Linked DNA regions of Homo sapiens: region 1 is linked to region 2. The links are chromatin loops, found by intact Hi-C in ENCODE. Cell type or tissue: endothelial cell of umbilical vein. All regions are shown on one strand.

Region 1 (8,000 bases), 160 kb before region 2:
ATAGACTAGCTGACAATATGTTATTAACATGAATATAAGATGTTAGCCAGGCTGCCCTCTCACAATAATTTTCTTTGGCATAGCTACAGCATTCACTGTTCTTCACCAGTTGGCTTCTTTTATTATATGAGGTTGGTGGCTTTTGGTTCAAACTGGTTGCTTATGAAGAAAATTCAGTATTTAAAGAAAATGTGTGCCTTACAACCTCATGAAGAAACACACCAACATTTACTCTAAGTCATTTATACTTACATTTTTATCCATTTTCCTTATCATTGATTCTAAAAGATACATTTTTCAGAACAATATTTTCTTCTCAACTTATATCATTGTACAATTAAACCACATTAATTGGCAGATAGGCCAGGAGGACACAGCTTGATTTATACTTTTGTCCCAGATAAACGAATGATAGTGAGTAGTTTGATCTCTGGGAGGTTTTAAAAGAAATGAGGTTACTAAAATGGACCCAAATACAGATTTTTCTAGTGAATGAATTGATATGAATAAAATACTGTGCCTCTACAAGGGAAAGAGAGCCTATTCACAGCAAAGAACTCCAAGTGACTTAGTAGAGCATAAGACAAATGCAATTGGAGGCAATTAATTGTGAATGCTCTGTTATTTTGCATAACAATCTCCATTTTCATAGTCCCTAAAATAATTACAAGTTCTCATGGCAAGAGTCTTGGCCTGGGGTGACTTTCTGAGAACCACAGTAACTTTGGTTTGGAAAATTGATCTAGACCTCCATGTAATATCCATGCCAAAGAGCCCATTCTTTCTCAATACCTCTGCTGATGGATGACTCATTTCTCCTCATTTCATATTTAAATACCTGCTTTCCTCTCTGTTAGACTTCCTTTCCCTCTGCCATTGGACAAAATTTGGCTTCTTGTGGCTTCATCTACTGTTCTAATTCTGCTTCTTGGGACCATGAGAGGGAGAACTTCAACTTCTCTTCCATGTGACAGCCTGTATATACCTGAAGTCTTCCCATTTCCATTTGCTTCAGCTATTCCTCATGTCTCAAATGTTAAGTCTCTTCACTATCCTGGGCACTCATCTCTCTGACTCTGGCTGAGTTCCTGAGTTGAATGTTCTATTTCAGATTCTGTTTGGCAGCAAAAAGCAGGAGTAGACTGACACCTCCTTGGTTCTGGACATGATTCTTCTAACAATGCAGGCAAAATTGCATGAGCTTTTTTACATCGCAGAAACATATTGAGCTTATTATTCAATAAACATTCAAAAATATGTTTTATGTATTAAAGCTAAGTAATTTCTATGTTGTCATAATGATAAATATGGCATATTTTTCTTGTTTTCATCTTGTTAGGTTTGTACATATGCTTTGAATTGCCAGGACTTATTTATCACATGTATGCTATGCACATATTTAGTAATAGTGTCCTCTACATTTTAATCTAAAATCATTGATATTATACTCAACAGGTTCCCTTCTTCAAGTATGTTCTTTCAAGTTGAAATTCTTTTACTAGAAAGCTTTTGGGTACTACTATTAACTTGTGTGAACCCAAAAAAGTCTGAGACAGGTCTCAGTTAATTTAGAAAGTTTAGTTTGCCAAGGTTGAGGACATGCCCATGACACAGCCTCAGGAAGTCCTGATGACATGTACCCAAGGTGGTCAACACACAGCTTGGGACATGGGACATCAATCAATATATATAAGAAGGACATTGGTTCAGTCTGGAAAGGCTGGACAACTTGAAGCAAAGGCAGGAAGACTCTAAGCAGGGAGAGAGCTTCCAGGTCACAGGTAGGTGAGACACAAACTATCACATTCTTTTGAGTTTCTGACTATGGTTTCCAAAGGAGGTAATCAGATATGCATCTATCTCAGGAAGCAGAGGGATAACTTGGAATAGAATGGGAGGCAGGTTTTCCCTAAGCAATTTCCAGCTTCAGTTCTCCTTAGTGATTTTGGGGACCCAAGATATTTACCTTTTCACACTTGGGTCTACAGAATTGTCTCCTTTCAGTAATCCATTCTAGAATCTGCCCCAAGTTTGACATCTAACTCACTGATACAGAGTTAATAGTAATAACACTTATGGTGTTGACTGCCAAGATGCTGTTTACCCATCTCCTGTCTTGGAACACAAAACCACATTTCCAATAAAATATTTAAAGTCTACCTTCCAGAAGTTTAGGTTATTCAGCTGATTATATGAAGCTTTCTACACCTTGACTAGCATAAATACTAAAAAGGACATAAACAGTTTTTTAAGGCATAAGTTACTTTCAGCTTCACCAACCAATTCTTCCTTTATACTTTGAAATATGCATTTGTCTGAGTAAGAAGAATTAGCAATTATAGTTACTGTATCATTGATTTCTCCAAAGAAAGAAGAATTATCCTTCAATAATTTATTCAAAAATTAGAACTATATTTTCCAGAAAGGAAATGGCATCAGAACAAAACATGGGTGAATGCATGTATGATTCCATAATCAGACACTCAGCAAAACATATATGGAGTTAGTGTGACCATAGCAGTATTGGAAACTACTAATATATTTCCTCCCGATCAATCTTCTTTCTCCTACAGGAATGTTATGTCCTGGGCAGATGCAGCAACAGACATCCAGGGGTCTCAGTAGAAGCTGCTGAGAAAAGAAGGAGTGTGGATTTGGAAGGACTAAGGCTGAGACAATGAATTAATCTCAGACTCTTTCCTGAGGGGAAAAAGGCAACATCTAAAATTATAAAGACCTAAGAAAGAAAAAAATCAAATGATGAATGGCTAGCATTCTGTATCCATCATATTATTGATTTCCAACAACGATCTCATGTTTATAGATGAAGCTTCAAGAGGTTAAGTACCTTGCTTGAGTTCACTCACTCAAAGTCCAGATTCAGATCTGTTTGACTCCAAAGCTAGTGTTCTTCTTTCTCTAACTCTGCTAATTCTGGCTTCATATATGCACCATAATTTGTTGCCAACTAATGAGGAGGACACAGAGCACAAGACTCCAGAAGTAAGGATATTTAAAGTCAGAGGGGCTAGAGATACTTCTGAGAAGCTTGTCTTGTTGGATATTTCTGGCCAGAATGTGAGAGAGAGGGTGCAGACACTGAAAGGAGGGAGCTATGTAGAGGTACTGCACCCTAGATGATTGTACTAGAGTCAAGCAGCTGTCCTGACCAGTGGGTAATCTGTTCTTGGATCAGGAACTGAGTCTAGGGTACAAATGCATTAATTTAGAAAACTTGGCAGAGAAGGGCGTAGAGGGCAGTTTAGCGGCCATGGAAGGGCCTGGTAGTGATCTCAGGGACCAGGATATCAGTTTCATCACTAGGGTGGCAAACTGTGCTAATTTACCCAGGACTGTGAGTTTTCTGGAACACCGGACTTTCAGTGTTAAAATTAGGAAAGTCCTAGGCAAACTGGAATATATGATCACCTGGTCATAGCACCAAGAAGGTACCCAGCCCCCATCAACCAGAGATGTGAACATTACATTGGTTCTTTCCTCTTGCTCACACCCCTCCCTCCTTCCATCCTTAAGTGCTCTCGATTTTACTTGCCTTTGAATGTCTGTCATCTCCTTCATCCCCATGACCACTGTTTTTGTTCAGGCTCTCACCATCTCTCACTATTTCGAGGGTCTCCTAACTGGTCTCTGTATCCATTCCTGACAACTTCCACAATGCTGAATGCTCCACAATGCCACCAGAGGGCTCTTCTCAAATGAAACAGAACGTGTCACTCCTGTTCAGACATATCAAGAGCTCTCCACTTGGGAAAGGAGAGAGTCCAATCTTTCTCCATAATTTAAAAGACCCTACAGACTCTAATGCCAGCCTATATCATCAGCCTCTTTTCTCTACACCAGCCTGCATCACACTTCATGCTTGTCTATAAAACAGACCCTACCCAAAAAAACCAAACCAATCCTAAACAAAACATGTGTTCTTACACTTCCAAGCCTCTGCCTTCTGCCTGAGACATTCTTCCAAGCTTTGTCCATGTATAAAATTCCTATTCATCATTCAAAATATTTTGCAATGTGTAGAAATAAATACTAATGAAAATGTCTTTAGGGAGAGGCTTCTCTGTGGCTGGAAAGAATATATTGATAAACTGCTTGGAGTGGGAAGTGACTTCCATGCTGTGTAACAGTTGAATAAGACTTTATGTCAGATAGTATAATCCAATATCTTGAAAGTGTTCACTTAAAAATCACACAATTTATAAATTTAGAAAGGAGACATTATTTCTTATAAAGGGTTACAGCCTGCAAGTTGGACATTCTTACAGGCTAAGAAGCATAACCTCCAGTCAAAGTCATTAGCAGGCACTTCAAGGGAAGGAAGGGTGGAACAGGGATTTACGTTGAATATCTTGGCCAAGTATACATATTCAACAGGTTACAGGAGGAGCTGTGAATATTCATGAAGGTGGTCCTAATGCATATGTATTGAATAAACATACATGTTACATAGGACCCATTAGGAGACTTAACATTTAAATGTATTAAAAGTAGGCCCTATAGGTCAAAAGATGAAGTAGAGACATGAAGACACTCAAGTGTGTAAACTGGCCAGAACCAGTCCTTGGTTTGCCGTCTCTTATCACTGGAAAGTTGCAGGAATCAGTACCTTGTTAGATCAAAGCTGTTGTTACGGGTTGTGGAACAGGGTGTCGGTTAGTCATCATCTGGCAGTGAGCTGCAATTCTTTCAATATTGCTTATCTCAAGGTCAGTGCTTGTTTAGCTGATAAAGCAAAAGAAAAACCATGTAGCAGTTAGAACACAGTTTATTCTTTAAGTTCAGGGGTGCATGACTTAACTCTTGCATGGCATGGCCTTAGGTCATGTTTATGATTTGGTATCTTATTGCCACAAAGAATCTATTCTGCTAGTCTTACGATCTTTATTTTAATGTTAATGCTGGTCAGTTTTTGTGTCTAAATTGCAAAAGGGAGTGGGTATAATGAGGTGTGCCTGACCTCCTGTGCAGGCATGGCCAGAAACTCAGTATTTAAGGTTTCTCTGGGGTCCCCTTGGCCAAGAGAGGTGTCCATTCAGTTGGCTGAAGGGCTTAGGATTTTATTTTTAGCTTATATTAGGTTGGTGCAAAAGTAATTGCGGTCTTTGCCATTAAAAGTAATGGCAAAAATGCAATTACTTTTGCACCAATCTTATAAAAGCAGAATGCCTACATATGTCTACAAGCCACATAGTGTGCATCAGGACTGAGTCTATTTTTTAGCGTTTGTCCCAATAACAAAAGATGGAACCATATATTTCTCAGAAAATAAAATTTTAATTTAATTTAAAATTTTATATTCACTGTTTATCAACCAATACTTAATCCTGTTTAGAACATCACTAATGATGATTGCCCGAAGGCTGTGGTCAACGGCCTTCATCAACATCAACAGCATGAATATCACCTGGGGATCTGTCAGAAATGTAAATCTCAGGCCCCATGAGGTGTATTGAATCAGAAACTTCGAGGAGGGGTCAGGAGGGCAGGAATCGCTGATTTAACAAGCCTTCCAGGTGACTCTAATTCATTCTAATGTTAGAAAAATCACTGCTCTAGTTGAGGTTTTCAAATGGTCTACCATAATTAAAATCCCCTGTGCAGCTTTGTTAACTATGAAAGAGATTCCTGTGTATGTTGAAGTTTGAGAATTTCTGTTATATTCACAAATTAAGCCACAGCACTACAGAGCTACTTCCATGGGTGGTCTTGCATGACTCTTATGAAATAGTTTTTCCTGAATAATTTGACTCACTTTGAAGGATAAGCTCTGGAATGCCTGTGTTTGAATTCCACCTTCATCATTTACTGAATGTGGTAGCTGGCGCCAGTCATCTAACCTCTCTGGTATGGTTTGTATCTGTGTCCCCACCCAGATCTTATTTGAATTGTAATCCCCATAATCCCCACGTGTTGAGGGAGAAACTCAGTGGGAGGTAATTAGATCATGGGAGTGGTTTTCTCCCTTGCTATTTTCGTGAGAGTGAGTGAGTTCTCGCAAGAGCTGTTGGTTTTATAAGGGGCTCTTCCCTATACACTCTTCTCTCTCCCGCCACTTTGTGAAGAAGGTGCCTGCTTCCCCTTCTGCCATGATTGTAAGTTTCCTGAGGCCTCCGAGCTATGCAGAACTGTGAGTCAATTAAACCTCTTTTGTTTATAAATTACCCTATCTCGGGTAGTACCTTTATAGCAGTGTGAAAATGGACTAATACGCTGTGTCCAAATTTTCTTCCCTTCAAATGGAGATAAAAATTGACCTAGTTCACAAGGTTGTTTGAATCTGAGTGGGAAAATACACATAAAGTTTTTAGAATGGTGACTTTCAAAACAGCTGTATGGCTCTGGGTTTTCTATATGGGTGTTGTTGAGAAGACTATTCACTCTGTTACAAAGTCCCCTCTCTGAAGATCCACAGAGATAAGGTTCCCTATACGGCTACTAGGGGTTTTGCTGGGTACCTTGTGAATCACGACATGGGTGAATTCCCTTCTCAAACTGGCTGCCTGAAACTGAGAGCTAAGAGATTTTGTCCATCTCTGTTCATTTGAAGGGTCCTGTGGCCTGCATCTGAGTGCTGATTTCACTTCTGACTTTGTCTTTCTACACTTTTTGCCCTTTACCTTTATTCTCCCAACTTATTTTTATTTATTTTATTCTGCATTGTGTGTACCCTTTGAATGCTCTTAGATATTTTTAGGAATAAGATAAGGCAAGAATGTAATTGATTTTATTTAATTAAGCATTCAATCAAATATCCAGACTACTACAGTGGTGTGATGGATAGTACTGAGTGTCAACTTGACTGGATTGAAGGACACAAAGTATTGATCCTGGGTGCATGTATGAGGGTGTCACCAAAAGAGATTAACATTTGAGTCACTGGGCTGGGAAAGGCAGACTCACCCTTAATCTGGGTGAGCACAATCTAATCAGCTGCCAGCACAGCTAGAATAAAAAGCAGGCAGAAAAATGTGAAAAGAGAGACTGGCCTAGCCTCCCAGCCTACATCTTTCTCCTATGCTTGATGTTTCCTGCCCTCGAATATCAGACTCCAAGTTCTTCAGTTCTGGAACTCAGACTGGCTGTTGCTGCTCCTCAGCCTGCACATGGCCTGTTGTGGTATCTTGTGATTGTGTGAGTTAATACTTAATAAACTCCCATATATAATATATGTATATAATATATATACACATATATATTATATATACACATATTATATATAATATATACACATATTATATATATTATATATACACATATTATATATATTATATATACACATATTATATATACACATATATAATATATACACATATATAATATATACACACATATATAATATATACACACATATATATAATATATACACACATATTATATATAATATATACACACATATTATATATAATATATACACACATATTATATATATAATATATACACACATATTATATATATAATATATACACACATATATATAATATATGCACACATATATATAATATATACACACATATATATAATATATACACACATATTACATATATAATATACGCACATATTATATATATAATATATACACACATATTATATATAATATATACACACATATTATATATATATTGTATACACACATATTATATATAATATATACACACCTATTATATATAATATATACACACATATTATATATATAATATATACACACATATTATATATAATATATACACACATATTATATATATAATATATACACACATATTATATATAATATATACACACATATATAATATATACACACATATCTATATATATACACATATTATATATAATATATATACACATATATAATATATATACACATATATATAATATATATACACATATCATATATATAATATATATACACATATATATATAATATATACACATGTTATATATAATATATATACACATATTATATATAATATATACACATATAT
Region 2 (8,000 bases):
AAATAAAACAGACAAATAGAGTCTCATAGGTAAATACTATCTTGGAAAAAAAGTGAAAAAATAGACTAAATTAGAGTTGCCATTTAAATTGCATATATCAAAATTTCAATAAATACTTGAGACGCAATATATAGTTGTGAAACTATTTGCCCATGTAACCAATGTCAACTCACTTCTCTAAACTTCCATAAGGGTTTCAGATCCAAAATAAGGCACACTTATGATCATTGGTAAGAAACAAAAGCTAACCATAACCGGCATAAACATAATTGGATTTTATATTTCCATAAGAAATAACCCTCCAAGGAAAAGACTGGTAAAGAGGTTACTCAAACAACTATATTTCCTAAATCTGAAGGACCTTCTGGTGCCTTGTAAAAGAAACAAAGCACTTTAAAATGTAATTAATTGGGAGAACTACAATCTTGAAAAAACCTACATCTTGGCCGGGCGCAGTGGCTCACGCCTGTAATCCCAGCACTTTGGGAGGCTGAGGCGGGGAGATCACAAGGTCAGGAGATGGAGACCATCCCGGCTAACACGGTTAAACTCCGTCTCTACTAAAAAATACAAAAAATTAGCCAGGCGTGGTGGTGGGCGCCCTATAATCCCAGCTACCAGGGAGGCTGAGGCAGAAGATCACTTGAACCCTGGAGGCGGAGGTTGCAGTGAGCTGAGATCGCGCCACTGCACACCAGCCTGGGCGACAGAGCAAGATTCTGTCTCAAAAAAAAGAAAAAGAAAAATACTACATCTTTTACGAGAAAGTACAGTACCATTGGACTAAAGTTTACGGTGATTGGTAATTCCTTATAAATATACAGATTCAATAGTTAAAAAAAAAATCACTAGTGTGTCACCATCACTGTCTAAAAGACCCTTTAAGATTCATTTAGAAATAAATAAAGTCCTGGCCAGGCGCTGTGGCTCACGCCTTAATCCCAGACCTTTGGGAGGCCGAGGTGGGCAGATTGCCTGAGCTCAGGAGTTCACAACCAGCCTGGGCAACACGGTGAGACTCTGTCTCTACTAAAATACAAAAAATTAGCCCCGCGTGGTGGTGCCCACCTGTAGTCCCAGCTACTCGGGAGGCTGAGGCAGGAGAATTGCATGAACCCGGGAGGCGGAGGTTGCAGTGAGCCGATATCACACCACTGCACTCCAGCCTGGGCGACAGATCAAGACTCCATCTCAAAAAAAAAAAAAAAAAAAAAAGTCCTGTAGTAGAGATGGATGACGATACTCCTTAATTTTATTATTATTTGAACTGTCCCAGAAGGCTGTGCGACTCCCCATTTTATAATGTCATAGTTACCAAGTATTCCAATATTGATTTAATTTCATAAAGAAACTTTTTTATAGGAAACACAATTTACTAACCAGATCAAGTGGGATTCTAATTGATTTCTTAAATTTTATTATAAAAATTGGCATTCTTATATATAAATGAATTCCTTCAGGATGACTCAGTCTCTCCCAGAATTTACTTACTCCTGACTAAAATGAGAAAATTGGGTTTCTGTATCTGCAAATTGGAGGATATATGTTGACCCCATCCAGAAGCAGACACTCTTGAAACCCAGGTCAAAAGCAGCTTTCCCTTTTAATTCACACTTTCCTCATTACTTCCACAAATGTTAATTTTTAAGATTAAACACCATTACTCTCATCTTTTTTGCGTGCATATTTAGGATGAATTTCTATTATATTGGTCTCACTTTACAAAGGATAAATTACCCATATATTCATATTGATGTTTTAAGAAAGACAAATTTGTAGTCCACTTAATTTGACTAATATGCACCAGGCATCATTTTAGAAGAGAAAGTGGATTGAAATCAATCAGTAAGTGAAAGAGAGTTACTCCAAAAATGTTACAGGGCTCCCATGTCTGGAAACACAAGGACTCTCTATGGGACAAAGTGATACCAGCTGTCACAACACCAACATTTGAGACATTTGGGGCAGCGAACCCCAGGCCGTGCCTCCTGGGCAGGCAGAAATGCTCAATTTGTAATCTACTTAGACACAACTACCAAAATCTATGGCTAGTTGCCTTTTCAAAAATTGCAGAAGTTTGGAGCCACATGATATTTTACTAATTAGCAAACCCAAATGCTTAATATTTCCAATGAATGGAAGATTTGCCAGAGGTTTCAGAATTTGCCTTTTATCACGTCTCCTAGAAATAAGGTGGGACTTCCCAACTGTCTATCTAGAGCTTACTATAGCCCCACCCTCATTCCCATTTTAATTGCACTGAGGGAAGAAACTCATGCCTTTCTTTTTTTTGAGACGGAGTCTCACTCTGTCACCCAGGCTGGAGTGTAGTGGCGTGATCTCGGCTCAATGCAAGCTCCGCCTCCCGGGTTCACGCCATTCTCCTGCCTCAGCCTCCTGAGTAGCTGGGACTACAGGTGCCCGCCACCATGCCAGGCTAATTTTTTTGTATTTTTAGTAGAGACGGGGTTTCACCATGTTGGCCAGGATGGTCTCGAACTCCTGACCTCGTGATCCGCCCACCTCGGCCTCCCAAAGTGCTGGGATTACAGGCTTGAGCCACCGCGCCCGGCCGAAACTCATGCCTTTCAATCCTCACTGCAGCTACATCCCTTAGAAGCACTATATTCACCAGAGGTAAATAATTACTTTATGTAGATTTAATTAACCTCAAATCGGCTAGTCTTGGCCCCAAACCTTCTTTAGTCTCCCAAATCAGTCTAATATGAGAAATTGAATATGTTCAGCTTGATATGCTTTTGGGGTGTACATGCATCTATCTGCTTGGGGTAGTAGATAAGCAACCACTACTTTGATGAGTGGAAGTTTCAACTGCTAGGAAAAAGTAGAAATAAACGAAGCCATCCCATCTAACAAGACAAAAAAAAAAAAGAAAAAACACCCACAGGAAAGATAGTTGGATATCAGGTTGACATGCACTGTCTTTACTTTTAGGTTAAAAAATAAGATTAGAAAGAGTTGCTATCCTGAGGCAAAGTGAACATTGTTTTTTTCATTTTGAATAAACCCAAGTTGTATTCAAATAATTTTTGCCACGACAGATAAACATTGAATAAAGAATGACTCATCTAATATGTGTTCCACTATATGTGAAAATAACAGGAAGAATAACAGTCTTCAAAATTTTTCTTTTAATATCTCCGAACAATTTTTTTTTTTACACAGGGTCTTGCTCTGTCACCTAGGCTGTAGTAGAATGGGGTGGTCTTGGCTCATTGCAGCCTCAACCTCCTGTGCTCAAGCAATCCTCCCACCTCAGTCTCCCGAGTAGCTGGGACCACAGGTGCACGCCAGCATGCCCAGCTAATTTTTGTATTTTTTCTAGAGATTGGAGCTTTGTCATGTTGCCCAGCCTGGTCTCAAACTCCTGGACTGAAAAAATCTGCCCACCCAGGCCTCCCAAAGTGCCAGAATTACAGGTGTGAGCCACCGCTCCAGGTTTTAAACAAATTAAGTACAGGTTATTTTTAAATGGCATCATAGATTTTTAGTTTTATTTGGAAATTTAATTTGTTTACTATTTCAGCTTCCACAAACCCAATTTAATTAACCCATTCTATTCATGAAAAATGTAGCATGAAAGTGTGAGAACAAGCAGATGGCTCACAGCAAGTTGCCAGGGACAATTCAGTCCCAGAAGGGTTCAGCAAGATCATCTAATGTAAAGAACAACACACTTGTCTCAGGGTAAACTAATGTTTATTACCAGAGCATATTCTTTCTCAATAATATTTGGAAGCAGCTTGAAATATACAACCAAATATAGCAATTTCACACTTAGATGTTTAAAAAGGTAATATTACCTTTCATATTTTCCCCAAATATTCAAGGATATCTGGGAGCACTGTTTAAAAAATCAAAAATGGAAGAAATCAGAAAATAACCAGAGAACAGGAAAGATGGTAGCTCCAAAACATTGCAAAGCACTTTAGACGAACCCTCCTCTAACTTGCCTGAATTTTGGATTGCTGATGCTCAGGAGAAACGGTGTAGAGGATGTCTTTTGGCTGCCTGCCATCCTCTGAACTGGGGCTGAAAAACCACTGAAGTACAATAATAATGGTAAATTATTCTGTCTTGTTCCAAATGATTTTAATATTATTTGGAGAGCTTTCAAATGCTTTTGAATTAAGAGAATGATTGCAACCCTAAATTTTAGGAACGTGAGAAAACTTCAAATGATCCTATTAAAGTTGAAGTACTTTAACTTTTAAGATACGTGATTTTACAAATCTTTACACATTTCAAGGTCTACATAGATTTTTTAAAAATGTTCTTAAAGCTCTACCTTATTTGTTTTAAAGAAATTAATATGGACTCTTACTTAAATGTATAAGCTAAATGTATTTTCAAATCTTCAATAGCAGCACATTAATTTATTAGTTTAAATACAGTTTTTGAGTAAACAAACTTAGAGCTCATGAATGGTACCAGATGGAGAACCAAAGTATTAGTGTCTGCCTTATTTTGACTGGCTAGGCAGCGAGTTGGGGAGCTTAGCTGTGCGCCATGCCTCAACCCTGACCTCCAGAGGCTGTTCTAAGAATTACAGAAGTTTTCTTTTTTAATGCATTTACGTAATTTCAACTTTTATTTTAGGTTCAGGGACTAACATGTACAGGTTTGTTGCATGGGCATATTGCATGACACTGAGATTTGGTGTACAAATGATTCTTTAATCCAGGTAGTGAACATATTATCCAATAGGTAGTTTTTCAGCCCTTGTCCCCCACTCTAGTAGACCCCGTGTCTATTGTTCCCATCTTTATGTCCATATGTACCCAATGTTTAGCTTCCACTTGTAAGTGAGAACATGCAGTATTTGGTTTTCTGTTCCTGCATTAATTCGCTTAGGATGATGGCCCTCAGCTGCCTCCATGTTGCTGCAAAGGACATGATTTCATTCTTTTTATGGCCATGTAGTATTCCATGGTGTATATGTACCATATTTTCTTTATCCAATCCACTATTGATAGGCACTAGGTTGATTCCATGTTTTTGCTATTGCGAATAGTATTGCGATAAACATAAGAGTGCATGTGTCTCTTTGGTATAATGATTTATGTTCCTTTGTGTATATACCTAGTAATGGGATTGCTGGGTTGAATCACAGTTTTAAGTTCTTTAAGAAATCTCCAAACTGCTTTCCACAGTGGCTGAACTAATTTACATTAGCACGAACAGTGTGTAAGCATTCCCTTCTCTCTGAAGCTTCACCAACATCTGTTATTTTGAAGAACAGAGGGTTTTCTAACAACAGTTGACTGAACTTTAGTAAAGCTATCAAATTTGTCTACCTGCTTTAGTTAACATGTCCCAGATCACAGCAAACAGATGAGGGAATTATCCTGTTTTAATCTAGAGAGAACAATACCAAACATCTGTCATTGCCAATGCAATCCTTGACAGTTTCCAAGGGGCTGGAATTTCTGACCTATTCAAGTACTGCCGTTAACACTTTATTCACTCTTCTTTCTATTCCTTATGAAGAATAATTCACCAATATTCTCTTTATTCTTGAGGATGATCACCAAGATGGTTCTCAGTTTTTCTGAATAACCCTTTAATCTTTTTCTATGGGTCTTATTTTCTAAACTTTATTTTTGTGTGTCTACTACAAGAAGACCTTTGTTAGATAACCAGTTGACATTAAAGATCATGTAGTAACAATGAAGGAAATAAATTTATTTATGGTCCTTTAGGGAATTTTTATACATTTATACCTACATGCTATCAAAAAGCCCATCCTGGAAAGTCAGTTAATTAGTTCACAAACATGCTACTAATGAGATTTAAATCACATGAAGACATGTTTCTTAAAACTTACTGAAATACCCCAAAATGTTACCTTGACATATACGTATAAATAGGATGGTGTCGGATAACACATGGGATTTTGTTTGCCAGAAATTGACCACTAAGATTCATGCTGGGCACACACTACTCATATTTAAGATCAGACGACTTACAACTACCAGGACCAACTCTTCTTTGAAGGGCTTATTGAGATGTACAGTTTTGGCAGAACTCCATATAAGTACCACCACACCTCCACCACTACCCCATTACCCCCTAAAGTTCCACTTTCCCATTCCCAAGGTATGTAGAATAGGAATCCCATAAATGAACCGATTTGGGCCTGTGGAAGTTGGTGGTATTGAGAACTACAGCCTTGCTGAGGTTCACAACCACAACCTGAGGGAAAGAGGTAGATACCTTAGAAGAATGTGGTAAGAGCCTTCAAAGAGTCTTGGTATTTAAAAGAGCTGAACTGATTGAGTGTAAGCACCCTGATATAGTTTGAATATTTGACCCCTACAAATCTCACGTTAAAATGCAATCCCCAATGTTGGAGTTGGGGCCTAGTGGGAGGTGTTTGGGTCACGGGGGCAGATCCCTCATGAATAGCTTTGTACTGTCCTGAGGTAATGAGTGAGTTCTCACTCTATTTGGTCACGCAAGAGCTGTTTGTTCAAAAGAACACTGTATCCCTTCCCTCTCTCTATCTCACATTCTCCTCTCTCCCCATGACACACCAGCTCCCCATCCGCTTCTACCATGACAGAAGCTTCCTAAAGCCCTCAAGAGGAGCGAATGCTGGCACAATGTTTTTTGCATAGTCTGCGGAACCATGAGCCAAACAAACTTCCATTTAGCAATTTGTTAAAATATATGGTCAACAGACCTGCCTTCTATGTCACATCTGTATAAAACCGCCTATATGCTAGTGATTGAAAGGTGTCTGTTCCAACTCTACTTTAATATGGTTTCGTCCAAGGGTGAGCTACATACCTACTGTCCCATAAACACAAACTACAAACACCAAAATCTCTTTGGGCCCCTCTTCTTTTGTTCCTCATCTCCTGCTTCAGTACAGTTCATCTTTTTATCCTGATTCTTGGCCTCAGACTCATTTTTTTAAGCTTACTTTTCCCACTTTGGATCTGGCATTTGTATCTGATCTCTTTGGCTCCTGGCTTATGGCTCTGACATGGATTCCTCAACCAATTATCCCTGTTTATTTCCCTTGGTGGACATAAATAAGACCCTCTAAGTGTAACCCCCAACTCCAACCATTCATCTAGATTTAACCTTCTCATGGAGGTTTAAGAACCCACAGAAAAATGTGTAAGCTCCACAAATAGGCCCATTTCAAAAAGTTTTCTCATCGTTAGCGATCTTAATCCAGTGAAAATGGCAGATGCCAAAGATTCTTTCCGGTCTTCCAATTACTATTCTTAATCTTAAAAAGCACATAGGATACAGATAATGTAAGAATTAAAGTGAGTAATGACAGAGTCATGATGGCACAAAGAGTATGTGATGACACAGGTAGGCTGGAGGCCCATCACAGCTGCTGAGCCCACTGCTGTTTATTGGGACCAGTGACTCTCAACAGGCAGGTACTGTCCCATAGCCATAAAGGAGTTCTAAAATGCTGTGTGGTTGGAAGCAGTATTTTTGGCTGTCAGTGATTGAAAGGTGCTATTGAATTTGGTGGGTACAAGCCAGAGTGCAATGCACTGGGCAGTCCAGATAAATGAAGAATTGTGCCACATTCGACAGAATCTGTGAATAATGTGCCTGACATTAAATAGGTGAAAAACTTCACTTATCATTATCTAAGCCTAGAATCAACCTCCTCATGACAAAAATACATGAAGTACTTTTTACACAATTTTAATCATGCCAAATTTTCCCAAGAATGCTACTACCATGCAAATTAGGGGAATTATTTTACTTTGCGTTCTTCAGAATTTTACAAAGAAAATATCACCATTTCACGTAAATATATCATAGACAGCAATGTTGTTTGTGGAAGTTGAATCACTAATACAGCGTGTGTGCCGATCTATATCTGTGGTCATTTTGTTTGTAGTGATTCTTCGTAAATGCAATCATACTTCTCTGTTATATCTTTTAATACAGTCATCCCTAATTGTTTACATATTGCAGTGGCATTATTTATTATAAATCAC

What was found. A loop is a pair of places that touch in the nucleus more often than their neighbours do. Peaks named below come from ENCODE experiments on the same cell type or tissue, not always from the same donor. Only the 100,000 strongest peaks of a DNase experiment are listed, where the experiment ranks them.
Region 1: it touches region 2 in a loop (9-fold over the local background); 25 of 110 quality-filtered maps call a loop at or near these places.

The regions. Positions count from the first base shown.
Region 1 is chr7:123,205,296-123,213,295 of GRCh38, forward strand. No RefSeq gene overlaps it. Among named protein-coding and RNA genes, the nearest start is that of SLC13A1, 9.3 kb to the left of the region's middle. In endothelial cell of umbilical vein, no CTCF peak of the experiment used is centred here; a DNase peak (open chromatin) is centred at 4,676.
Region 2 is chr7:123,363,170-123,371,169 of GRCh38, forward strand. No RefSeq gene overlaps it. Among named protein-coding and RNA genes, the nearest start is that of SLC13A1, 170 kb to the left of the region's middle. In endothelial cell of umbilical vein, a CTCF peak has its summit at 4,553; a DNase peak (open chromatin) is centred at 4,562.